Linked DNA regions of Mus musculus: regions 2, 3, 4 and 5 are each linked to region 1. The links are chromatin loops, found by intact Hi-C in ENCODE. Cell type or tissue: left cerebral cortex. All regions are shown on one strand.

Evidence for each region. A loop is a pair of places that touch in the nucleus more often than their neighbours do. Peaks named below come from ENCODE experiments on the same cell type or tissue, not always from the same donor. Only the 100,000 strongest peaks of a DNase experiment are listed, where the experiment ranks them.
Region 2: a loop joins it to region 1, with 2.4 times the contacts of the local background. A loop is called at or near these places in 8 of 42 quality-filtered maps.
Region 3: a loop joins it to region 1, with 4 times the contacts of the local background. A loop is called at or near these places in 2 of 42 quality-filtered maps.
Region 4: a loop joins it to region 1, with 7 times the contacts of the local background. A loop is called at or near these places in 3 of 42 quality-filtered maps.
Region 5: it touches region 1 in a loop (2.1-fold over the local background); 9 of 42 quality-filtered maps call a loop at or near these places.

Annotation. Positions count from the first base shown.
Region 1 is chr7:12,483,196-12,488,195 of GRCm38, forward strand. The region is part of intron 4 of Zfp606 (zinc finger protein 606); the gene reads left to right. Among named protein-coding and RNA genes, the nearest start is that of Zfp606, 7.4 kb to the left of the region's middle. In left cerebral cortex, a CTCF peak has its summit at 2,940 (motif pointing right); DNase peaks (open chromatin) are centred at 816, 3,004 and 3,720.
Region 2 is chr7:12,878,408-12,883,407 of GRCm38, forward strand. It overlaps Zfp128 (zinc finger protein 128), which reads left to right and starts at 2,771. Exons shown (of 4, transcript NM_153802.4): 1 at 2,771-2,953. The coding sequence starts at 2,888. In left cerebral cortex, a CTCF peak has its summit at 2,812; DNase peaks (open chromatin) are centred at 1,795, 2,248 and 2,709; H3K4me3 peaks cover 1,821 bases; H3K27ac peaks cover 808 bases.
Region 3 is chr7:10,478,068-10,483,067 of GRCm38, forward strand. No RefSeq gene overlaps it. Among named protein-coding and RNA genes, the nearest start is that of Gm30645, 9.3 kb to the left of the region's middle. In left cerebral cortex, no CTCF peak of the experiment used is centred here; DNase peaks (open chromatin) are centred at 2,958 and 4,789; H3K4me3 peaks cover 634 bases; H3K27ac peaks cover 231 bases.
Region 4 is chr7:12,906,824-12,911,823 of GRCm38, forward strand. It overlaps Zscan22 (zinc finger and SCAN domain containing 22), which reads left to right. Exons shown (of 3, transcript NM_001290436.1): 3 at 1-2,260. The coding sequence ends at 498. Among named protein-coding and RNA genes, the nearest start is that of Zscan22, 12 kb to the left of the region's middle. In left cerebral cortex, CTCF peaks have their summits at 2,781 (motif pointing right) and 4,927; DNase peaks (open chromatin) are centred at 1,154, 2,794 and 3,638; H3K4me3 peaks cover 1,130 bases; H3K27ac peaks cover 1,157 bases.
Region 5 is chr7:12,777,014-12,782,013 of GRCm38, forward strand. It overlaps Zscan18 (zinc finger and SCAN domain containing 18), which reads right to left and starts at 3,659. Exons shown (of 7, transcript NM_001017955.3): 1 at 3,559-3,659. In left cerebral cortex, no CTCF peak of the experiment used is centred here; DNase peaks (open chromatin) are centred at 2,347, 3,223 and 3,694; H3K4me3 peaks cover 1,561 bases; H3K27ac peaks cover 428 bases.

The DNA of each region.
Region 1 (5,000 bases):
ACTGATACAGAGTTTCTTTTCATGACTCAGGCTCAGTTAGCCACACCCCCCGCCCCCCATTCTCTCTTTCCAGTTTTGTAAATCTTAATGTTTCCAAATGGAAATTTTTTTTTAAAAAATGAATAAAATTTTAATTTATTCTGCTTACTCTCTACTATGAAAAGGAAAAAGTAGTTTGAATATTTAGGTCTTTTACTTGTAACTTAAAATAATGAAACGATAAAGTAAGATAATGTGAAATACCAAGATAAATGTTTTAAAGTAGCATCTCTATTTAACTTTATGCCTTCCCTCACATTAAAAAAATAATAATAAAACCTCCTCCTACAGTTTCAAAGCTGACAGGTGAACTGCATTGAAAGTGTGCTGTCATCACATGGCAGTCCCACTGTCCCTGGGAAGCAGAAGGGCCTGGATGGAGGGATACAGGGTGATGGTTATCTGGCTTCAGAACTTGAGTGGCCAAGGCTCACTGCTGTCACAATATGAACATCATTTCCACATCCTGTGACAAAACCATCAGCAGTAAAGGTAGGCTAGGAAGACTAGCGGGTCACGAGTCAGTCTCGGGAGAGTACAAGTTAGCTAGGATCCAATGCTGTGAAGAAGCCTGACTAACCGCTATGCTGTACTCTATGGTTAACCTATGTGAGCGATTCTGAAAATGACTAGTTATTGCTGAGAAAAATAAAACAGTTAAATAACAACACTTTGTAATGTCTGAAGAGTTGTGATTTCTGAGAACGCAGTCCTGGCTCTCTTCCCAGATCACTACTTTGGAATTTTCCCTGTTGGAAACTTGGACTTTAATTTTGAACTGTTCTTGTATTGGTTTCTTAAGATCCTCCTTAGCCTGGAACTTGCTATTGCGTTGGCATGGAACTCAGAAGAGATCTACTCTACTTCCCTCTGCCTCCCCGGTCCTGGGTCCAAGGCATTCGTCACCACAGCCAGCTAGAACTTCCCAATTAAGCAGGATTGTGAGGTACACAATGAGCCTGTTGTTCCTGTATGGCTCTCTCCAAGTTAATTACTGAAATAAAGCATTCACCTGGTGGAAACATCAAAAGCTGCCATCTCAGCTGTATCTTGGAAATGTGTCAGTAAAATTTTATCTAGTAGAACCCTAGATCCTGTTCTTTCATAGAATAGTGAAAACAGTTTTAGTGATAATATCCCAGTTTGCTTAAAAAAATAACCAGGGAGCTTACCAAATCCGCAAATGCTCTCTATAATGATCCACCAAGGCTTTCTACATGACAGTTGAGAGGCTTGGCTAACATGAGTGCACTCGTTATCCATTATGTGCAAAGACTGTTTTCTACGAAGATCTTGTGTTGAAATGCTAATACTAGCCAGGTATGATAGGACATGCTTATAGTCTTAGCACTTTGGAGGCTAAGGCAGGAGAACCATGAGTTTGAGGTCCTGTCCTTGAAGTAAATAAATAAATATAAATAAGCAAGCTGGGGACTGGAGAGATGGCTCTGTGCTTGAGAGCACTTATTGTTCAGAGGACCTGAGTTTGGTTCCCAGCATCCATGATAGGTGGTTCACAACTACATGTGACTCTAGCTCCAGAGGATCTGATACCCTGCTCTGGATTTGACTGGCACCTTCACACAGTGCCATACATTTACACAGACACACATGCATAAATAAAAAAATAAATATTAGCCCCTAGCAACAACAACAAACAGAAAAGACTGACTAGTAAGATGGGCCAGCAGGCAGTATGCTTGCCAACTAACAGTCCTTGGTGGATGAAGAGAGCTGACTTCACAAGTGTCCCATGGCATATACCCACACAGGCACTAATATAAATTAAAAATATAGCACCCAAAACATATATATAGAATTAATAATGAAAAAACTTATGAATGCCATAGGTTCCATGAAGGAGGAAACTTGGGGAGTTGAGACAGTTAGCAGCTTTATGAAGCAGACAGCTAAGATGTAGTTCATCAGCCTTAGGCCCCATGGTTTAAGTGTGGCTAGTTTGCAAACATCCCAGGAATGCCTAGGTAAAGAAAGGCACAACATACATACAAAGTAATATATATACAAGGACATTTGCAAGAATTTGAAACATTTCCGCAAGTCATTCCACCATATGACTGGAAGATACAGGCCCGGCTTGTGAGCATTACCTGTGCTCTGCAGTCTCACCCCAGTACCTCAGGTAACTCGGAACCCTTTATTTCTTCCCTGCTCTTGGTGATGAGGATGTCCTCCGCAGAAACTGCTGCCTACTGCCATCCACTATCACTTTCAGCTGCTGGGTTTTTCATTTTTATTTGCAGACTAAAGGTATTTAATGGGCCTTTATCCCTGAGATGAGGCCTCCTTTGATTTTGTGGCCCCAACATGGTATATTCACCTGGAGGACTAACTGTCTTTACAGGCCTAGTTTGATATTTCTTTTTAAAATTCTGGATATTTTTTGGCAAGCTCTGTAATTACAACAAAGTATAAAGAGTAATTAAACCCTATCTCTGAATAAACAGCTACTGTAGCCAGGTGTGACGGCATATGCCTTAAATAACAGGACTAGAGAGGCAGAGACATTCAGACATCTATGTTCCAGGCCAGCCTGATTTGTATATCAAGCTCTAGGCTAGGCAGGGATGCATATAGAGACCCTGTCTCAAGAAACAAACCACAGAGGGAGGGAGACCTTCCCTGACAAATCCTGTAGTTAATTGTTTTACCATATTTGCTTTATTTTTCAGTCTTTACTTAGTCTTCAATCTGTTGGAGAAAGTGAACATGAATGGATTCCTTGTATACAGAGTCCATTTTTATATGTAGAACTTTAGGCAATACAATCTCTTTCACAAATCTACAACTAGCTTTGAAGGTTTTTGGTTTTGTTTATGTGTAATGGGTGTTGTACCTGCATGTTTGTCTATGCCCCGAGTGCATACAATGCCTGTGGAATCCAGAAGAGGGCAGTGGATTACCTAAGACTGGAGTTACTGCTGGTTGTGAGCTGCCTGCCATGTGGGTGTTGGGAATTAAAACCAGTACTGTGCAACAGCAATCAATGCTCTTTACCCTGGAGCCATCTCTTCAGCTCTGTGTGTAGTTTTTTAAAAGCCTACTTTGATAAAGTTTGAGGTATTTTCTCATTGGTAGAAATAAACAGGTCAGGTTTGTTCTTTCTTACTCCCAGGAACTACCCTTCACCAAATTCCATTCTACCCATCCTTTTATGGATGGGCTTCTAAATCTTCTACTGCTGTTCTCACTGCCATTTCAGCCAAAGCTGTGCCAGTGTTCTGTTATCTCACGTTGTATATGTTTAACTGCTTGCTTATGTATGACCCTAGAAGCAGAATTTTACTGGGTCTTGGGATTTAGGGAGTGTTGTTGTTGTTGTTGTTGTTGCTGCTGCTGCTAGTATCTCCATGCTGGTCTCCTATAACTGCAGCCACCTCCGTTCTGAGAGAAAATACCCATTTTCTTACATCTTTGCTCACACTTAACATCAGGTGGTGGTGTTGTTTTTAGTTGTGAGGTCAGAAAGGTGCTTGTAAATACATTACTTTAGTTTGAATGTATTTGATTGCTAGTATGTATTTTTATGTATTTTTTACCATCTGTTTCTTTCTCTTTACCTTGTGCTCCTTAACTCCCAGATAGTAGATTCAGCCAACTCTCTGTCTGGAGAGGTTTCAATGCAAATCAGAACAGGATGCTACAGGACAAAAATTAGTTCAGTGAGGGAGTGGATGGAAAGAATTCTGTACTGGAAATAGATTCCTGGGCTCCTATCTCTGCCAAGACTATGACACACAAGGGGGATAATCAGACAGTGTTAGTTATCTAAGAAAACCAATATTCAGCAGAAGAGTCCAAAAAGAATATAAAGGATAGAACTACTTTAAGAAATAATATAGAACTGGGTGGTGATGGTATACACCTTTAATCCCACCGCTTGAGAGGCAGAGGCAGGCAGATCTCTTGAGTTTGAAGCCAGCCTGGTCTATAGAGTGAGTTCCAAGACAACCAAGGATACACAGAGAGACTCTCTTGAACACCAATAACACAGGGTATCATAAAAGATGCAAAAGCCACCAACCATAAACAAAGATACACTTAATAACATCAATAATCATCTTAACTTGCAAGAGAATAACTGATATCTTCATATATATGGTCATTTGTGTGTGTGTGTGTGTGTGTGTGTGTGTGTGCACAGGACATAGGAAGCATGTGGAAAAGGTGGTTGCTAGAAATTCGAGAGTTATGGAGGATGAGATAAAGAGAAAGAAACAAGGACTAGAAACTCCAGGGTGGTAAGCATGGCCTCTCAGCTTGCCTAAGAAAATTCATTGTGCTTACATTTTTACAATTCTCTGTCAAGTTGTAGAAACAACAGGAAATTTGAAGGAAGCAGGTCTGGGTCAAACTTCAACAAGAAAAGTAGGGAATTGACTTTGTCACCAATGTTGGAGAGTATTTTATGAAGAGAGTATAGTATGTTCAACACTTTTAGGTGCTTTGTGTGGAAAAGGCGAAGGCGGATATCCACATCCCAGCTTAATAGTCTCAAAGCAGCAGGGTGAGACCTTGCTGAAAATAAGATTCATCAGTGCATGTGCATTCTCCCCAGATGCTTCAGGATAGGTCAGCAGCAGTGATGGGCTCCAGGGAGACTGAATGTGTCAGGGTGTCTGCAAGGGTTCAGTTTGGGGTTATAAGGCAGTCTTTGCAAAAGAATCAGGGGTTTGTGTAAAGTAGATCATCTTCGGAAGGTAGAGTAAATCCAGTTCTGTTGGGCAGAGTAAAAAAAAAAAAAATGTATATTGAATACTAGGTAGTGAGGGCTAGTTGACAGGTTGTTGATAAGATGTGATAAACAGACACAAAGGAGGGCTGTGGGAAAAGTGGTATGGGAGGTGAGAAAAAAGCCAGAAGCTGTGGAGGGGAGTCAGAGGACCCCAAGAGTGCATCTGGTGCATTCGTGATACACATATGAGCCCAGCAGGTTTGTC
Region 2 (5,000 bases), 400 kb after region 1:
GCAGAGTGGCAGTTGGCTACTGCTGGCCACCACACATACATAGGCAGTAAAGGTTCTTTTGCCAAGATGAGGTTTTGAGAATTAACCAAAGTTAACCAATCAGATGAGAGACAAGTTAACCAATCAGATGAGAGACAAGTTAACCAATCAGATGAGAGACAAGTTAACCTATCAGATGAGAGACAAGTTAACCAATCAGGTGAGAGAGAACGCCTCTCCTAGGCCTATATAAGCAGCGCCAGTTCTGGGCTTGGGGTCACTTCGACTCTGCAATCAAGCTCTCCCAATAAACGTGTGTGGAAGGATCCTGTTGCAGCATCGTTCTTCCTGGCCAGTCAGGTGCACGCAAGACTTGCCAAATTTGGATCAACTTTCCTTAGCCTAATGTTTTCCTTTTTTTTTTTTTTAACATCATAGACAAAGGTAAGAGGCAGGATTACTAGAATACTTTTGCATTCATTTTTCAAATGTCTTTTATTTCCCAATTCAAAATAAGACCCTTTTTGAAAAGGTTTTTGAATAGCTTCTACAGTGGCTGCTACAACTTGAGAGAAGCTGCCAATAGCTTGAGTGGCTGTTAGCCAATTTCTAACAATCACCATGTTTTACTGGTGCTGTAGCAACTCTACACTGGTGGCTCCATCAAACCCAACCTGCCTGATCAGGTTTATCACCATCAAAGTTTTCACCAAATTGTGCTGTGCTTAAATATGCCTAAAATAAACTATTTGGGGTCAGACTTCCAAAGTTTGAACCAACACTAACTACTTAGTCCTGTTGTGCCTGAGCTACCCTTTAGCCTCCTGTGGATCATTACTTTGCTGGCTCTGGTGACTGCAAGGATTCCGGCAGGTCCCAGTGTCATACTTCCTCCAGCATGGTTGCACCCCAAAGAGCATCATCCCCAACTGTTCTAATGCCTGAGACTACAGGGAAATATCTCATTCAAACCCACTGCACTGCTTGAAACTGAGGCAGGTGAGCATAGGAGATAGTTTAGTACACTAAGACCCCCATCCCCTATTTGATTTGAGATTATGAAGACACAGTCCTCTTGCAGTAACACACTTGGGAGCCTTCAGTGTCACATACTATACACACACACACACACCTCTCCAAACAATGCCTCTAGTAACCTCAGAACTTCTAGCTATATCAGGCTACCCATACTTCCATCTCTGAACAGTAGTATAAGTTTTCCCGTCCTTGGCAATGTTCAAATTAGACAGTTTCCATTCAAGTATATTCTCAGCATTGTCTGTGTATGAAGAATGGAAAAGCTGATCTGGCCTGACCTAGTTTCAGATGCATACACAAGAAAGGAAAACTGTGCCCTCTGTTACTTTTAGGGAGACCCTCCTATTTACCTTATGCTGATACATAAGGGCACACTTATGTTTAAAATCAGATGCATTATAAAAAGGACATGCACAGTAGAGAAAACGAATATATGACTTACTCTATCAATCAGAGTAGAGAACCACCCAAACTACATATCTAGTAATCAGCACCCCCTTCTCCTGAACCCTATAAAAGGAAGCCCTGAGCAATAATCTGGACACTGAGAATCTTCACTCCCATAACTCATTGTCAATCTTTAATAGCATACCTACATAATATGTAATTTCACTTTTACTCAAATAACATTATCTTACTTTTTTTCTGTAAGCTCTTAAATTCAATTCTTTGGAAAAGAGGCCAAGAACCTAGAAATGCCCAGCCCAGACCCAGAGCACCAGTTATGACACTACTGTCATTGTCAGACTGGTGAGGAAGATGCCAGGAGAGAACAAAGGAAACTACTAGGCTGAAAGGAGGGAGAGACAGAGAAGGGAGGATGAGAATAAAAGGACCTGCTGTTTGCTGGACTGCAGCTCTGTATTAGAGCACTTACCACTCTTGCATAAAGACCTAGGTTCAATATCCAGTACTGGGGAGTGGGGATAGTGGAGGAAGGGCAGAGCCTGCTGTTCTACACCTGATAGTCTCTGTCTCTTTAAGGGTATAGTGTATTTTTGGTCTTTTTCTATTACATCATCAACCTAGTGAAAACTAGCAAAAGCCCATTGTTTCCTTCCTTCTTTCCTTCCTTCTTTCCTTCCTTTCTCTCTTTTCCTCTTTCTCTCTTTCCTTCTTTCTTTCCCTTTTCAAGGCAGGGTTTTGTAGCCCTGGCTGTCCTGGAACTCACTCTGTACACCAGACTGGGCAGGAATCAGAAATCTGCCTGCCGGGCAGCCGGGTGTGGTGGTGCACGCCTTTAATCCCAGCACTCAGGAGGCAGAGGCAGGCAGATTTCTGAGTTCGAGGCCAGTCTGGTCTACAAAGTGAGTTCCAGGACAGCCAGGGCTATACAGAGAAGAAACCCTGTCTCGAAAAACCAAAAAACCAAAAAACAAAACAAAACAAAAAAACCAACAAAACAAAAAATTCCAGCAGCAGGTCAGATTGACCAATTCTAACACCAAGACCTTGCCGCTGCGCGCCCAACTCACGGTGCAGATGCATATATGCCCTGAACTCAGCCGTCAGGGCGGGAGGATTATTTTCCAGGCAACTCGAAGCCCAAGTGATGCCCGCACCCGCAGGTAACGGAATGTAAGCTGACCTCTGCTGGTACCCAGACCTGATCCTTAAACAAGACCTGTGAGTGGTTGCACTCCCTTAGACCAGAGGCCAGGCCTTCCCCGATTGGTCAACGTTGGGCTGGCGCTAGCTTCCATTGGTTAAGTGCTGCGTCTCGGCGCGTGGCCTTCTGGGAATTGTAGTCTCAGTGTCCCTGGCGCTGCCGCCATTGTCCAGCGGGAGGCCAGTCGGGTGGTCCCCAGGACGGGGCTGAGTTTAAAATTAGGGTGTCCTTGGACGTCTGTGGCTAACCTGTTGGCCTGGAATGGACCACCAGGACAAAGCAGCAACAGTGGCAATGGCCTCGCGGCCGCAAGCAACACAACTTCAGGTAACAAAAAGGACAGATTGGACTCCGAGTCCTGCTGTCCCCGACAGAGTGACCTGTAACCCGCGGCGCTTTTTCCACAAGAGAAACAAGCGCTGTGGCTCAGCCTCCGAGCCTGGGTCCAAATCTAGTTCCCTCTGTGTGCATGCTTCAGCCTCCTGTCTGCGTGCCATGGGGTGGAGGGGAGGAGGGTGGTCATTTCCCTGAGGACTGACAGGCTCTGCTCAGGGGTTCGATCCCACTCTGGCCAACGCCCTCCCATTTATCCCGAAAGACGGTTCTCGGAGATGACAGGTGACTGGCTAGCATTACAGAGCAACCACATTGCGGGTACGGTCCTCAAAACATGTCCTAAGGCGCAGAATCAACCGACTTTTAAGGGAACCTCCGCACCATGACCCCTATTTTGCAAGTAAGGCATAACTTCACGGGGCAGAGGTACCAAGTTAGGAAAACAGAAGTAACTAGTAAGGGTCACGCCCTTCTGGGCCTTGGGAAAACTGGTAGGTGTGGCTATCAGTGTTTGTCTAGCTCCTGATCATCAAAGTCTGCACTTGTAGACAAATTGCTTATTCTGTTCACCGTAGTTCACCTAGCAGAAGCCAAGACCATTTCATACATAAGTTCTGCAACTTTGAAATTATGCTCTGGAGGTCAGGAGGTGGGTATTTGGTTTGCTTGGGGGAAATTTGCGTTAATTACATTTGGTGTGAAAAGTAAGCTTATGATAGTCTTAGATTGCAAATGATCAGATTCATGTCATCTCAGTTTTTCATGAAATGTGACCAGAGTGTAGAACTGAGAACTGAGGCCTATCAACAGCTATATGAATGAGCCATAGTGAAGGTGGATTCGCCAGCCCCAGTCAAGTCTCAGGTAACCGTCATGAGGCTGACAGTTTGTCAAGGAGTAAGCGATGAGACGGGCGGGAAAAGAGGTGTGTTTAATCAATCTGTTGTCGTGTTTCAGGTAGTACACACAAAACGTAGTGAGACCTGAAATAAACACTACTTCATGGTTTCTGATGGGGTAGGAAATCAAGAGTGACTTAGTTTATGGATCTACCCTAGGCTCTTAAAGTTATATTCAAAATGACAGTCCAACAGTTATTACTTGAGACTTATCAGAGCCTAGAAGACCCACTGTCAAGATAGTTCATTCACATGCTGTTGGCAGGAGAACTCAGTGTTTCTCCTTGTAGGCCTTGCTATGAAGCACTTAGGTCTCACTGTGTAAAGTGAAGTTTCCTATAGAGTGGTGTGATCCAGAAGATGGCAAGGTAGAAGCTGTGTTGTCACCTGTGACCTCAGCTCAGACTTTATGCTGTCATTTCCACAGTATCCTATCAGTTATAGAAGTCAGCATGGTTGCATGCAGATCGGGGGTGGGGAGGGGAGGGGGGGTTACTAAGGGGCCATTTTGGAGACTAGCCTCCACAGGAGCAAGGACCAAATAAGGAGACCCTAGAGGTCTAGTACATTAGTTTCTTGTGGTTGCTGTAGCAAGTATTTACAAAATGTGTGGCAAAAGACAATGTACATTGTAAGCCAAGAGTGGTGACGCATGCATATAATCCAGCAACATGAGTGACTGAGGCAGGAAGATGATAAATTCAAAGCCAGGCTGGACCCTCTCTCAGAATTAAAAAAAAAAAAAAAGGTGCGGGGAGGGTGGGGGGGACACAGTCTAGAGATGAGAAGTCAGAAATGAGCACCACTAAACTAAGCAGAGCCATACTTCCACCAAGTTCTAGGGGATGTTCTCTGCTTTTCCAACTATAAGAGCTGTAGCCCCGGCACTCCTTGCCTTGTGGCCTTTTATCTAGCCTTAGAGCAGCAATGTAGCATCTCGCTTAGGTGATCACATTACTTTCCAACTTCTCAAGTCTCACGCCTATCTCCTAAATGTGTGGTTGCATTTAGAGGCCACCCAGATAACTCAGGACATGTGCCTGTTTTGTCGTCTTTATCATATCGGCAAAGTCTATGTTACTATTGTAATATTCATAAGTTTCAGGAGCAGGTACCTGGATATCTTTGGGAGAGTGATC
Region 3 (5,000 bases), 2.0 Mb before region 1:
TCAGCTTCCAAATGCTGACACCATTGCATACACTAGCAAGATTATGCTGAAAGGACCCTGATATAGCTGTCTCTTGTCAGAGTATGCCTGGGCCTAGCAAACATAGAAGTGGATGCTCACAGTCGGCTATTGGATGGATCACATGGCCCCCAATGAAGGAGCTAGAGAAAGTACCAAAGAAGCTAAAGGGATCTGCAACCCTATAGGTGGAACAACATTATGAACTAACCAGTACCCCGGAGCTCTTGACTCTAGCTGCATATGCATCAAAAGATGGCCTAGTCGGCCATCACTGGAAAGAGAGGCCCATTGGACACGCAAACTTTATATGCCCCAGTACAGGGGAACGCCAGGGCCATAAAAGGGGAGTGGGTGGGTAGGGGAGAGGGGGTGGGTGGCTATGGGGGACTTTTGGTATAGCATTGCAAATGTAAATGAGCGAAATACCTAATAAAAAATGGAAAAAAAAAAAAAAAAGAAAAAAAAAAAAAAAAAAAAGATGGCCTAGTCGGCCATCACTGGAAAGAGAGGCCCATTGGACTTGCAAACTTTATATGCCCCAGTACAGGGGAACGCCAGGGCCAAAAAAAATGGGAGTGGGTGGGTAGGGGAGTGGGGGGGGAGGGTATGGGGGACTTTTGGGATAGCATTGGAAATGTAATTGAGGAAAATACGTAATAAATAAATAAATAAATGAAAAAAAAAAAAAAAAAAGAAAATCTAGGTAAGTATAAAAGCGTACTCACAGAAAACCGGAAGGAAAATAGAATAAAATAAAGCCTGTCTTGCAAGGATGGTCCAGAGAATTCCATAAACAATGACTATGATGACTGACATATTTGCCGACCCAGGAGGATGTCAGACAAACGTTACAGAACATGGAGCCATGAAGTATCCTGACTGTGGACAAAGTCATGTCATCAGAGAGAAAGCATTTACAGTGATGACTTGAAGACCTGAGATCCCCAAACATACCTTGGCATGTCTCCAGGCAGTAAGAATCAGGGAATAAAGGAAATGGAGAAGAAAATTCATTACATCTGAGACTTGGCATGCAGAGAACCTGTGTGAGGTAGTGGTCTAGTTATAGTAAGAAAAGACCATGCAACCCTGTTAGTTTTAAAAGAGGAGGAGGAGAAGGAGGAGTGCCATCCCTCAGATCTAGGATAATTCCTCCATCTAGGAGTTGGTAAATATAAAGCACAGATTGCATAATCGCACAAGAGTAGAATGTTTGGACACCATCAAGAAACTCCCACTTCATCCAACAGTAACACCTATGTTCATTCATAGACTAGGTTACATGATCCCCAAACAAATAGAAAACTATCTTATTCCTCATCTCAAACACATCATAAAACAAGACCCATAATAACTCTCAACCTCAGTCACATTTCCATGTCTCATGCCTCACCTGTGAGGTCTCCAGAAACTCTTTCCCCTGGATGCTGTACTAGAATGCTTACCAAACATTCCTGCCTGTTGCACTGTGAGGCATCTTGGATTTACCATGTCCAAAACCAATTGTTAATGTTTCTGAGAAATATTCACCACTCTAAATTATGTTCAACCTTTCAGATGCTTACTATTGGTATTTTGTCTAGGCTCTGCCCCATAGTTACCTGGCAACAGCCAGTGTTCCCGACTCACTATAAAAGGGGCTGCTTGCCCCCTCCTCACTCTCTTGCTCTCTTCTCCTCTTGCTCCTGCTCCCTTACCCTCTTCCCTCTCTCTCCCCATTCCCCTCCCCTGTCTCTCTCCACATGCTTGTGGTCAGTCTCTCCTCTCTCTCTCTCCCTCTCCCTCTCCCTCTCCCTCTCCCTCTCTCTCTCTCTCTCTCTCCCTCCCTTCATCCCTTCCTCCCTCTCCCCCTCTGCCTTTCTCTGTCTCCACTCACTCAATTTCCTTCCCTATGCCCCTATTCTATACTATACCATCATGTGGCTGGTACCTCAGGGGGAAGGGATGTCTCTGCATGGGCTGCAAGAGGCACCCCCTTTCCCCACACCATACAGCAGCTCCAGCAACCATATTCCTTCTTCCTTATCTTTTTATAAAACACAACACTTACCAAATGGGGTAAGGAGTAGTGGGACAGCACTTTCTCAACTCCCTACTTTCACAACCCCACTTGATAGAGTAAGAAATCGATGGTTTCATCTCCAAACTTATCTCTAGAATTTAATGACTATCCAGAATACATTCCAAGCTCCTACTGACCCTGGGCAGTTTCTTCTGAGTCAGTTGTAATATCTTCCTAGCCCGAGTCCCTGCTTTGGCCCTTATCATACCAATCCCACATTTGATTGTTTACTGAGTGAACACTGGAATGTGTTTTAAAACCCTTTTAAGGTGATTTCTTTCCATCATTTAAAATGCTTCTTGGCTCCCCGATGAGGGTGCTCTTAGGATTAGAACTTGTGAAAAGAATGACTGCTACAATCTCTGGGACCTACATAGGGCGGGAGTTTGAGGCAGAGCAGACACATTTTTCAACTGTTCAATGCACTTGCCAAGCCTCTGACCCTGTCCTGTTTTGTTTTGCCATCACATTGTCTTACATTCTAACATATCAGTTCTCCCACCCGCAAAGCTATCTTAAAAGCTGTTCTGCACAGCAGCCACTGGCGGATGTATTGCGTTGATTGAGTATAACAGGTGAAGGTTTGAAAACTTAGGACCCAGGACCCACCTCTGCTGGGCTCAGGGCCATGGCTATCCCCTGACTGAGAGTCATAATAATGTAGGAAGAGTGGAGACCGCTGTCACCTGGCCTTAGAAACAGGACCTCCTGGCACCGCCATCGCCCAATACCCCCTGCAGTGGCAAAAAAAAAAAAATCTCCTTTTGCTACTTCCTGCAATGATAACTCGAACCTGTACCTAACCTTAATCTATAGAACCCTAAGATGCGTGACTCGCGGAGGAAGATGTCGGAAGTCCGGCCTAAACGGAAATAATCCCCATAGTGCGCGCTGGATTCTGGGCAATGTAGTTTCTTCAGAGAGAGTGCGACACTGGGGTGCTCACTTTGGAACCAGTAGGAGCCTTAGCAATGAATACATGGCTGAAGGTTCTAGTAAAGCTCCCAGAATCTCGCTGCGAAGAGTGGCATCTTCTTCCTTTGAGAAAGTCCAAAGAATAGGGAGTGAAAATGTTGAGACAAATTACATCAGATATTCCTCTAACGAACACACCACACCAAAATCACTGTGTATTTATTTACCACTCTTATGTTATTCATTTTTAAAATAAGTAAAATATAAAACTCTAAGTCAATTGTCCAAGCTTCAAAGGTGAAAAGTTTCCCAAGCCATAAAGTAGAAGAATGGTTTTTGGAGAGATGTTTTGGAGAGATATTTGAGTTCCCCGGTGGACTAACATGGGGCACCTCCTCAGAAATAAATTCCCAGCAAGGCGGGGAAAGGGGGAGAAGGCCAATGAGAAGAATGTCAGAATATTCTGAAAGCAGGTGGTCGATGGAAGCACCTTTCTGTATGGTATCCAACGTGGGGAGGGGGAGTAATAGTCTTATCCATAAGGCACTAGCCCTCAAACTGAGATAAATCTATTTCCGTTTAGGAATATGCCATTCTCTATTTAAAAATGAGAACTATTCTAAGTGTCCCATATGCAAAGATAAAGGGTTAGTATCGTCCTCCTGATAGCCTGTGTGCAAAGATAACATCAGAATGGGGAAATGCCAACTTAAAATAGCTTACCTCATTTCACCTATCATATTACAAGAACAACATTAGAATGGAAATTTCAAATGCTTTGTGGTGTAGGTGGAAATTTGAATTGTTCAGAAAACTAAATGTTAACCATAACCCATTGTCTTCACATGAATATGCATATTCCTGAAAAAAAAATGACAGGTAGAAAGAACTAAGGCATGGGAATAACTTAAGAAGATACTAAAGTCTATGATGTGCTCAAGCTGAGGAGAGGGGTGCTAGAACTTTGACCAATTCAGAGCTTAGGCCTAAAATGTAACTTCTTTGTATTCTTGAAAACTGAGTGAATGTGTGGCACACACTGAAAAGGGAGGATAGGGAACTCTCTCATCACGGGGTACATAGCAAAATTTTGTATCCCTCAATTAAAATTAAATAATGATGAGTAATATTACCAATTGGAATAATTCTTGAAAATATTGAATGTTGGCAAAATGGTAAATATACATAGGGTTTCTAGACTATTGTGAGTTGTTTCTTTTTACGCACCCAACAAATATTTTTATATACCTACTGAATTTCAGAAATTATTGTATGTGGGTGGAATGAATTTGGAAATAATGGACAAAGACACATGTCACAAAATAACTTCTACTCAAAAAAGGAAGACATATGATAAACTCAATATTGTATGGTATGCTGGAATGCTGCAACATGTTAGCTACAACAGGGATGAGAGAGGATAAGCTGGGCATGGTGATACACAGCTATAACAGCAATTTGGGGTGTTTCAACAGGAGAATCAAGGCCAGTCTGGGTTTCATAGTAAGAGTCTGTTTCATAGCTGCCCCCTTTGAATCAGAACATTCCAGTTTGGAGGGAGGAGAGGGAGAGAAGCTTCATAAGATTTGAAAAGCTAATAAAATTTTCAAAGCTCAGAAAATGAGAAGATTCATAAATTCTCTGTGAAAGCTTGTATAAACAGTAAACAATTGCTGGTTATAGGAGACTCTTTAGCTATGTGAGCTTCCTGCAAGCTGTATCAGGACCTACAGTGATGAAGCTTTTGTGAGTCATCACCCATGATTGGATGTATCTTGGCAATGCAGCTGTGATTGATTGGAGGGATCTTGGCAATGCAGCTGTGATTGGAAGGATCTTGGAAATGCAGCTGTCTTTGAGTCAACTGTGCTCTTCTAACCTCTCACCTAGTTCCTAGAATAACTCAATGAAACTCATTGGTTCATAAGCTATACTTCTGAGCATCTTCCAATCTCCCTCTAACACCCTGTTCCTCCTGAAAACCTGATATTCACTATTCTAC
Region 4 (5,000 bases), 420 kb after region 1:
GGTAAAGCCTTCAGTCGCGTTGCCCACCTGACACAGCACCTGAGGATTCATACTGGGGAGAAGCCTTATAAATGTGAGGAATGTGGTAAAACCTTCAGCCGCAGCACCCACCTCACGCAGCACCAGCGAGTACACACAGGCGAGCGGCCCTACGAGTGTGATACTTGCGGCAAAGCCTTCAGCCAGAGCACCCACCTGACACAGCACCAGCGCATCCACACCGGGGAGAAGCCCTACAGGTGTGATGTGTGTGGGAAAGCCTTCAGTGACTGTTCAGCTCTGGTCCGGCACCTGAGAGTCCACTCTGGAGAGAAGCCTTATCAATGTAAGGACTGCCCGAAGGCCTTCGCACAAAGCTCCTCCCTCATTGAGCACCAGCGCACTCACACAGGTGAAAAGCCTTATAAATGCAGTGACTGTGGGAAAGCTTTTAGCCGCAGCTCAGCTCTCATGGTGCACCTAAAGATCCATATCACCGTGACTCGAAGCACCCCTTAGAGTACAGCACAGCCTCCCTGAGAGGATTGACATCTAAGAAATCTGATAATTGTGCTACCCAGTGTCTAAGGGGTTATCTGGGAACACCTCTACATTTGAGGTCCCAGAGGAAATCCCCTAATGAACACGGATTCAGACCAATTGGTGAAGCTTCTAGAAGCTTCCTACTGCCCTCTGTATCCCACTCAGGCTGGTCCCAGAGAGAAGATACTAAACTGATGATCTGCATTATTTCTTGGAACCAGAGCAAGTAAAGCCAGGTGTCTTTCCAGGCTCAGATGCCCCAAGATCCTCGAGGCAGGAAGACCCCAAGCTTCAGGTTCTCACATAGTTACTGTTCTTGCCGGTTCCTTGCTGGTCAGCCTAGAATGGCCCACTCTGTGCCTTCGTACCTGCTTCCCCACAATATTACTTTATGCCTAACTCCAAGACAGACTTGGGAGGCTGCCTCTCCATGCTATCCCTCTCATGTTCTCCCTGCTTTAATCCACAGTGTCTGTCTTCTCCTCCCACGTCTTCCTTCCACATCTCAGGCTCCAGCCCTGTGGATTCACCGCAGGCTCATCTCTAATCTAGCCCCTCCTGCAGTATCACCTCCTGTGAGCTCACCTTGGGCCTCCCACTGGATTTTTATCAGGGCTCTCCTTTCTCACCTCTTCCTGCCTTCATTCCATCCCCACCCACTTTCTTCCTGGCGCATCTCTTTCTGCTACCCAGATCACAGTGAATCATTCCATGACACAATATGTTGTCAGTGAGTCACCTCTTCAACAAACAAGCATGTCAGGATATATGTCATTTTGGTCCAAGCAATTACTCTAGGTATCCTGAAATGTTGTCAAAGGAATGTTGTCATCTGTCTTTGAGCACAGTGTGTGAAAGTGATTTCAAAGTACTGGTCTGCCTGTTGGGCAAACTACACTCCTTGTCTGTTGTCTTATGTTTGCTCCAGACCTGGCTTCCTCTTGCCTCTTCCACTCCTTGTAGCCTTCACCTTCCACATGTCAGCCATACATCCCCCACCTGTGTGCCTTCTTTCCTCTATGATGTCTCAGATGTCCTTGAAAAGCTTCCCTAAACACTTTGACCTGGCCTTATTTTGCCTGACACACTCTTGCTTCTGGGGTACCCCATTATTAACTATCTTAAACCTCTTTACCATGTCATTGTGCTTACACTTCTTAAACAATGCATAGGCCAATGCTCCCAAAGTATCTTATGCTGTGGACACAGTGCACAGCTAACCCTTCCCAATATCTCTAGGGTGAGTGTGACCAATACCTCCCTTAGGTAGTCACTGTCCTCCACCCCACGTTTCCTTCATAGAGACATTTATGGAAGAGCCCCTGTGCCCATGTAAGTCCAGCTTCAGTGGTCAAAACAAAACATTGCTATACTGAGCCTTCCTTGCCTCAGGGCCTGTAGCCCTGGGTACCACGGATTTAGAGGATGCCAGCACTCTGCCAGTCCTAAACTCAACCTGTTAACTTTGCTTTCCTTTCCCTCAGAAAGACAATCCCCTGGCTCCTGGGCCTCCTGACTTCACAAGGTTTTCTTTTCAGTCATGAATATACGTGAGCTACTATATTTACATCCATTAGCTTAATACATTTTGTTTTCCTGAGCCTTCCATGTCTCCTCTTGTGGCTTCACCTCATTGACTACACAAACAGACCCCACTCCCACCCCCAGGATAACTGCAGATTGGAATATTTCAATAAAAAGTAATAAAATCCTACCACATGGGCAGGGACTGCATACCAATTGGGCTTCTCCAACATCTGCATTTCCTTCTGTGTTGCCAGTGGAGGGAGTCCTCCAAGCAAAGGTTCACATTGCAGGCAGGCCAAACATAGGGCTGTTCCAGAGGTGCCAGATGAAGAGTATTTAGATAGGACTAAGAACCTTCCCCAGTTTGTAGGGCTGCAGATTCCTGTATCTGTGGTGCAGCTGTGCCATGAGGCAGTTTGGAAACAATGTGTAAACACAAAGTTCAGACTCACGGATCTCCTTTTCACAGAAGGTCAAGCCAGACTCACTGGCACCTACTGGGCTCTGATCTCTATAACAGCTATGAAGCCTTTAGTTCCAAGGCTGTCAGACCCAGCACCAAGAGCTGTAACACAGGCTACATTGGAGGACTGAGAAATCTCAATACCTAAGATTGCCTGTTCCATACAATGCCACCTGCCCCTGTGGGCTGAGGAATCCATACATTTAGACCTACAGGAGCTCTAGCAGTAAGGTGAAGACCCAACTTTTCACAAAGGGTGATAACACTAGGGGGCGCTGGTCTGTAGCTGTTTTTACACAGGGCTTGAAAATTAGCTGCAGGCAAGCACGGAAGGAAACCTGCTATCAAGCCCTTGAGTCTATCTGTAGAGCAGAAGCACCACAATAGGTTGGTGGTTTACACAAAATTGCCTAGTCCAAGGCTACCCCACCTGTCTGGTCACGGGCCATCTTCACCCCTACTGACTGTTCCCAAGCTTCAGCCTAGGCTGGCTATGGGGGCTATGTAGGACAGGATACGGCTGTCCTTTTTGTGCAGGCGCGAGTCCCTTCTGCACATGTGTGTGTGTCTTCATTGTCTCTCAATGGACACTTGGAGCTACAGTGTCAGACGCTACCCTTATGGGAAAAGCAGCCAAGAAACATTTAAGAAAGAAATGACCTGAAGGACATGTTCCTGAGACTAGCTCTAGAACTTTCAGGGAGGGAGGCAATAGGTTCCTCCAGCCTCTTTGAGGTGAGGACATTGAAGCAGACAGAAAATGCCTTAAGCCGACTGGAAAGGGAAACAGCAAGTTACAAAGGCCTGGAAAGTGGGTAATGTCCCGGCGTACGCCAAGAAGTGTGCTCGGCTCTAAGAGCCTTAGACTACCATGACTGGTAATAGGTTGGGCTCCCTTCATGAGTTTCAGTCTCCCAGCCACTATAGGATCCAGGAAGGCGTCAGATCTGCACGGAACTAGATAGGCAAAGAGAAAACGCTGCAGAACTGTAGGGAAAGGCAGGAACCGGAAGTGTGCTGTTTCTTATCTCTTCCCTAATCTTACGGTCCGGGAAGGAATGGCAGCACCATTAAGGGCCTGAAGGACTCCGTCTTGGAGACCAGAGCTGCAGGACTAGGCAGAATGTCTCGTTCTCATCGGTGGCTTCCAGCTCGAAACCAGAAGCGGACACATCCTTTTCCCCTCCGTCTCTTAAGTGTTGGGACGGGACCAAAAGCGGGGTAGGGGCACAGCGCAAGGCCTCGTGGGAAACGTAGTACTATTACATCCCTCCTGTGTTATGGCAACAGAGTTAGACGCACCTCCCACCCCCACTCCCCAGTGGGCTATTAACCTTCCTTAGTAAGGAGATAGTAACCGCAGAAACGGTCTACCACTCTCCCACCAAGCTCAAGTTAACGTTGAAAGACTTTTTTTTTCTTTTTTAAGATTTATTTATTTTGCCAGGCAGTGGTGGCACATTCCTTTAATCCCAGCACTTGAGCACTTGGGAGGCAGAGGCAGGTGGATTTCTGATTTCGAGGCCAGCCTGGTCTACAGAGTGAGTTCCAGGACAGCCAGGGCTACACAGAGAAACCCTGTCTCGAAAAACTCAAAAAAAAAAAAAAAATTATTTATTTTATGTGTGTGAGTACATTGCACTGTCTTCAGACACACCAGAAGAGGGCATCAGATCCCACTACAGATGGTTGTGAGCCACTTTGTGGTTGCTGAGAATTGAAAGCAGTCAGTGCTCTTAATCACTGAGCCATCACTCCAGCCCATGTTGAAAGACTATTGAAAAGCCCTAAAATGTCCCAGTGAGTGTGCCACCCTCCAGGCTAGTGAAATCCTGGCTCTAGAAGTGGAATTGACCACTGAGTATCAAAGTTCACTCGGTAACTATATGTGCATCCTGCATGAAGAAGAACCAACCCTCGCCCCGTGGTGTGAAACCTATTCTCCTGGTCTTGGATAGAATGACCTGGTCAAGCCAACTGCCTTTTGTTGGTTTTCATAACATCCTCCATCTATCCTATAATTTTTACCTTCATCTGATTTTGTTGTTTTGAAACAAGATCTCATATAGCCCAGACTGGCTAAGAATATTGAGAGCTGGGCCTAAAGAGATGGCTCAGTGGTTAAAAGCACTGGCTGCTTTTCCAGAGGGCATGGGTATGTTTTCCAACACCTTCATGGTGGATCACAACCATTCATAACTCCAGTTACAGGAATCCATTATCAACTTATGATACCTCTATGAGCATCAAGCAGGCATATGGTATCCATACATTCAAGAAAAATACACACCAACTTAAAATAAAATAAAATAAGGGCTGGTGAGATGGCTTAATGGCTAAGAGCACTGGCTGCTCTTCCAGAAGTCATGAGTTCAATTCCCAGCAACCACATGGTGGCTCACAACCATCTATAGGGGGATCTGATGCCTCTTCAGGCAGGCTGAGGTATATGCAACAGAGCACTCATGCATTAAATAAATAACTTTTC
Region 5 (5,000 bases), 290 kb after region 1:
TATTTATAGACAGGTCACTATAGGCCCAGCAGCTCTGGCTTCAGTATTTGTTCACTATGCCTTTTATGAAATGTATGTCTTTATTAAAGGGCATCCTATGTATGTCTAATGGCCAATATGGAATCTCATACCCATCTATCTGGGGTCATTTAGGACCTATGTGAAGAATAAATGAAAGAATAGAATAACCTAGCTACAGGGACAGCCTCACCCCTACCACCTACAATGGCAGTATTCATTCCTTTTTGCCCCAGCATCTGCACTGAGGATCCTTAGACCACCCACTAGCACTTAGCATTTTCTTATGATCTCTTTATCTCTGAGGGTAGGTAAACTGCCTGCTTTCCTTATAGCTGTCAGGTAAGAGCTCTACCTGGCTCCATCGTGTCATCCTCTGTCCCTATCTTCAACTTCCTAACATTATTGTTTTAAACCTGTGTTTCAACCACTTCATGTTCTCTTGATTCTTCTTTTTAAAAACAAATTTCCAGTTTCCAAGATCTGTCTTACTTTGGGTTTCCTTCACTACCTCAAGTTTAAAAATGCATTCCCTCATTCATGCTCCTAGAACAAAGGCAATATAAAGCCTCAGATAACATTTTAAGCCCTTGAGGTTGTCTTGATGGAGACTACTCACCTTTGTCCTATAGCAAGGCAGCCAGAGTCCTAACATGTTTCTATGCTACTGCCTTTCCGCCAGCCTCCACTCTAGGCTCTTTTCTTTACCCACATTCTACCTCTGATTCTCCTGGAGCATCTTTTGATATGCAGTGTAATGTCACCCTCAGTGAGACAACACAGCCACCAGAACTCTGGATACAGAACTCTATGTAACAAATGAATAGTTATGTGGGCACAAAGTTAACTGTAAACTTGCTAAGATGTCCACACACACAGGTTTATCAAACCAGGCCTTCTTGGGGGCTCATGTCATCTTCGCAGTCTCACAAGCCTCTACATGTACAAAGAATAAACCCAAGGTGTAGGTCGGGAGAACATTCACAGTGCGTGCTGGGCTCAGGTTCTACCTACAAACTGACATAGCTGCTCCATCCTTCTTGCTCCAAATTCCTCATGAAGTTCTCCCTGCCTAGAGTCCCTAACTGCTCCTCCCCACATCCACTTCACCACTGGGGTCATCACATCACCATCACCTCTGCTTCTTTTCAGGTGGCACAGCAGCCCTCAGTCAACTGTTTGGGATCCATCTCCTCCTCTACCTGCCCTGCTCTGCTCTGAACACAGAAGAGGTATGGGGCCCAAGGACTAAGTAGAAGCACACATAAGCCAATAGCCTAATCAGTGGAGGACCCTGTCAGCCCCTAGGAATAGGAAAGAACCATGTGCCCCCATTTCCTTTACCTAAAAAGAAAACTCCTATGGCAAGAGGAGGCAACCTGAACAGCCAGACCCCCCCCCCTTCAAAATAAACCTCTGGGTGTCAGGACCAGGGGAATAAGACCACCTTGAGAATCTCAAATGAGCTCTACTCCTAAGCATGCTTTACTTGTTCTACCTGGCCCTAGACCTGGTTACACTGCTACAGGGACTTACTAGGCAGAAAGAAGACCTAGGGAGACCAAATAGCCTGAATGAAGTCACACTCCCAGTACAAATAAGACAGAGATTGTGGCACACCACGATGCAGAATGACCCCACCATTTCATGGCTGCCCAAAACTTCCCTTGGATGGGTTTTCCTGGACTCCAGCCTGCAGATTTCAGGAGACAAAGAAGTATGGGTCAAGCAAGTATTAAGGGCTACATTCTAGGCCTGAATACTGAAACTGAGAGAAGTGGATGGGTGGACAGCTGAGCTAGGAGAATCCAAAAAAAAATCCTCATTGCAGCTCTTGCCTTAGCAGAAAACAAGTCCACCTTCTCAGGCCCTGTAAACCTTTTCTAACCACTAGGATCTGATGATGATGAACACTAATCTCACTGGGACGTCAGAAATTAATCACTCAGTCTCCCCTGTACTCACAGATATTAACATAAATTACAAAAAAATACAAATGACCTTTAAAAGAATGCAAAAGCACACACAATGGATCATTATTAAAAGAGTTGCTTTCTGTAATCTCTGCCAAGAATATGCCCTATATTCTCATATGACGCGACACAGAGTCGAAGTCGAACAGATGTCCTAAACAAACTGACCAGGGTTGCCAAAAACAAACAAACAAACAGACAAACTCAAATTCACAGACCCAAACATCAAGATAAACAAAGGCTCACTTCGATATTGGGCCTTATTCTGGCTCCAGAGCAGGAGAGAAAACCTCCACAGGATACTGCCAGAATGTGGAAGGAAGATCTTGTAACATTCACTGTGGACTCTGAGAGGCTGGCTGAGATACAAAGCAACATAAGGGAGGGGAGGGCTGAGCATGGAAGCAGTGGAGGAGGAAAAAAGAAAAGGCAAGGAAATGGGACAACACTAACCAACTCTGCACAAACAGTAGGAAGGACTTCTACGACCTTGGAAAGCCAGCCCGCAGTGGTCCACAACACCTCTTACCTGCCCCTCATAGAGTAGTACTGGGAAAACTAATGTCCTTTGCTCCTCTCCAAGCCCTCTCGGTCAGGACAGCACCTAAAACACCATTTTCACGCCTCTTCCGTGAAAGGGGTCCCTACACAGAAGCCCAAAAGTGTTCTCTACCCCCATAACAGAATGGACCCCTGCATTCTAAAGCCCCGTGTTACCCCTCAGTCCAGTGGAATCTCTCCTAGAAACCTCCCCCACTTTCCTACTCTCCCACCCCCATGGATCTACGGATACCCTCAACCCTGCCTCTCCAGGACACAAAGACAGGGGTCCCCAAACCCTCCTTGGCCTTTATACGCTCATCTTTCCCCTCTGTGGACTTCCCATCCCTACCAAACCCTGCACCCACCTTCACCTAATGCCCTCCTCTCTTCCTCAGCAGCATTCTCCCACCCTGAAGGGTCCGGTGGACTCTACCCCAAACTGCATCTAAGAAGCAGTAGCACTGGGCCTTCACCCAGTCAGGATCTCTTAACCTCGCCCCCTGTCCGTTGCACACCTGGAAACCACAACCCAAGACCCTCGCACATCCCACCTGTCCTCCAGATACCTCTTTCCGACACAATACTAACGTACTGCGTTACCGAGCCACAATCCCGGGAACACGTGGTACTTCCCACTCCACACGTTAGAGCCACACCCCCAATCCTGCCTCATCCCACGCCTCACTCACACGGTGCCCGCTCTACACGCTGGCATTGCTACAGTCGCCTACAGCGCTCTTGGGCCACACCCCCACCCAAAAGCCTGCTCAGTCCTGCTCTCTCAGCCTCAAATTCAAACGCAGCCAAGGCCACATCCCAAGGCCACATCCCCACGCAAGAGCTTTTAGCTCCCCTCCGCGGCATAGCACCTGCGGCGACACTGCCACGGTGGGACACCCCCCCTCCCCAGGGTCTCTGCTCCTGGCTCAACCCACACTAGGCAGGTCCATCCCTCCGCCCGACCCTGTACACCAGCCAAACACCTACGGCCCCGCGTAGAAGGCTGCCAGGCGGCCCGACCCACCTGCTGCGCAGCGATGCCCCTCTCACTTGCGCAGTCTCGAACACCGAGCGCCGATGGCGGCCCGCTGCAATACGCGTGCGCGGCCTGCAGCGCCGTAAACTGCGACCCCCAGCGTGCCGCGGGGCCGTTCGCCAGACCTGGGCGGGGCGAAGCTGCTGTGACCGCACCGCCAGTCAATCAGAAAAGGCTGTCTCCGCTTCGCCTCCACGTGCGCCCGCGTCACTTCCGATGCCATGGCAACGGAGTAAACAATCGTACATTCCCACCCCCCCCACCCCCACCCACCCCCAAAAAGGAACCTAGGACCACCAGAACCTGAGAGGCGGAGACAAAGACTGAAATACACAGGCTTAAGAAACAAAAACTCTCAGGCACCTTGAGACCCAAAGACAGTAAAGATCTAGTCTACAAGTCCAGAGATGAGACAGAGAAACTGAGGAGATGGAGACTTAAAATGGGGATCCTGCACAAATGAAGACTCAAGACCATGAACAGTCAAGAAACAAGTGCGCAGACCTACTGTGGGCAGACAGAGCTAAAAACCCCACAACCCTGAGGCAAGGCTTCAGAGAGGGAGAGACTGGGAGGAAGGCACTGAACAGACTGGCTGAAAACAGTTAAGGTTTCAGAGAGTAAACTGAATTCAAACACCTCACCAGATTTTTGGTAGATTTGATTGAGCAACAAGACAAAAAGGAAGAAGAGGAGGCTGCTCCTGCAGAGATGGGAAGGAAGCTGCTTTCCACAGCAGAGCTTCTGAAAGCCAGTTTGTTCGTCTGACATGGTTTTTAAAATGTGTAGCTGAACTGCTTACCACCGAAAACGTTTTTATTCCTTATTTACACACACAAAAAACACTTTATTCTGTTCTGATAATTTTAACTAATACCACGATCAAGATGGTTTCACTACTCCTTTTTAACAATCACATCACCACCACCTCTGACCTCTGTTGTGTGGGCCCCCAGTGCAGATTCGTTCCTATGGATTTCATATAAATATAATCTTATAGTACAGTGCCTTTTGAGATGTCTTTCGCTGTATGTAATTCCTTTGGAATCCATTAGTATGTGTGAGTTTGTTCCTTGTTACTGCTTAAAGTTTAGTAATATACAAGTTTAAACATTCACCAGTTAGGCTGTAGGCTTGCTTCCAATTTTTTGATATTTAATAAATGCTATGAAAATTCATGTTCACGTTTTTGTGTGAACATTACTCACGACACAGTTGCTATGTCATATAGTAAGCATGAGCTTAATGTGAAAAACTAAACCAATGGAAAACTGCCATGCCCTTTTCTAGAGCTGTGCCGTTTTACACTTAACCACCAGTGTATGTATGAGTCCATTTTTCCACAGTCTTGCCAGTTTGGGTGGTTATCAGTCTTTTGGCTGTCCTGAGTATACTTATCATATTGTAGTTTAGTTCCATTTCCCTAATGG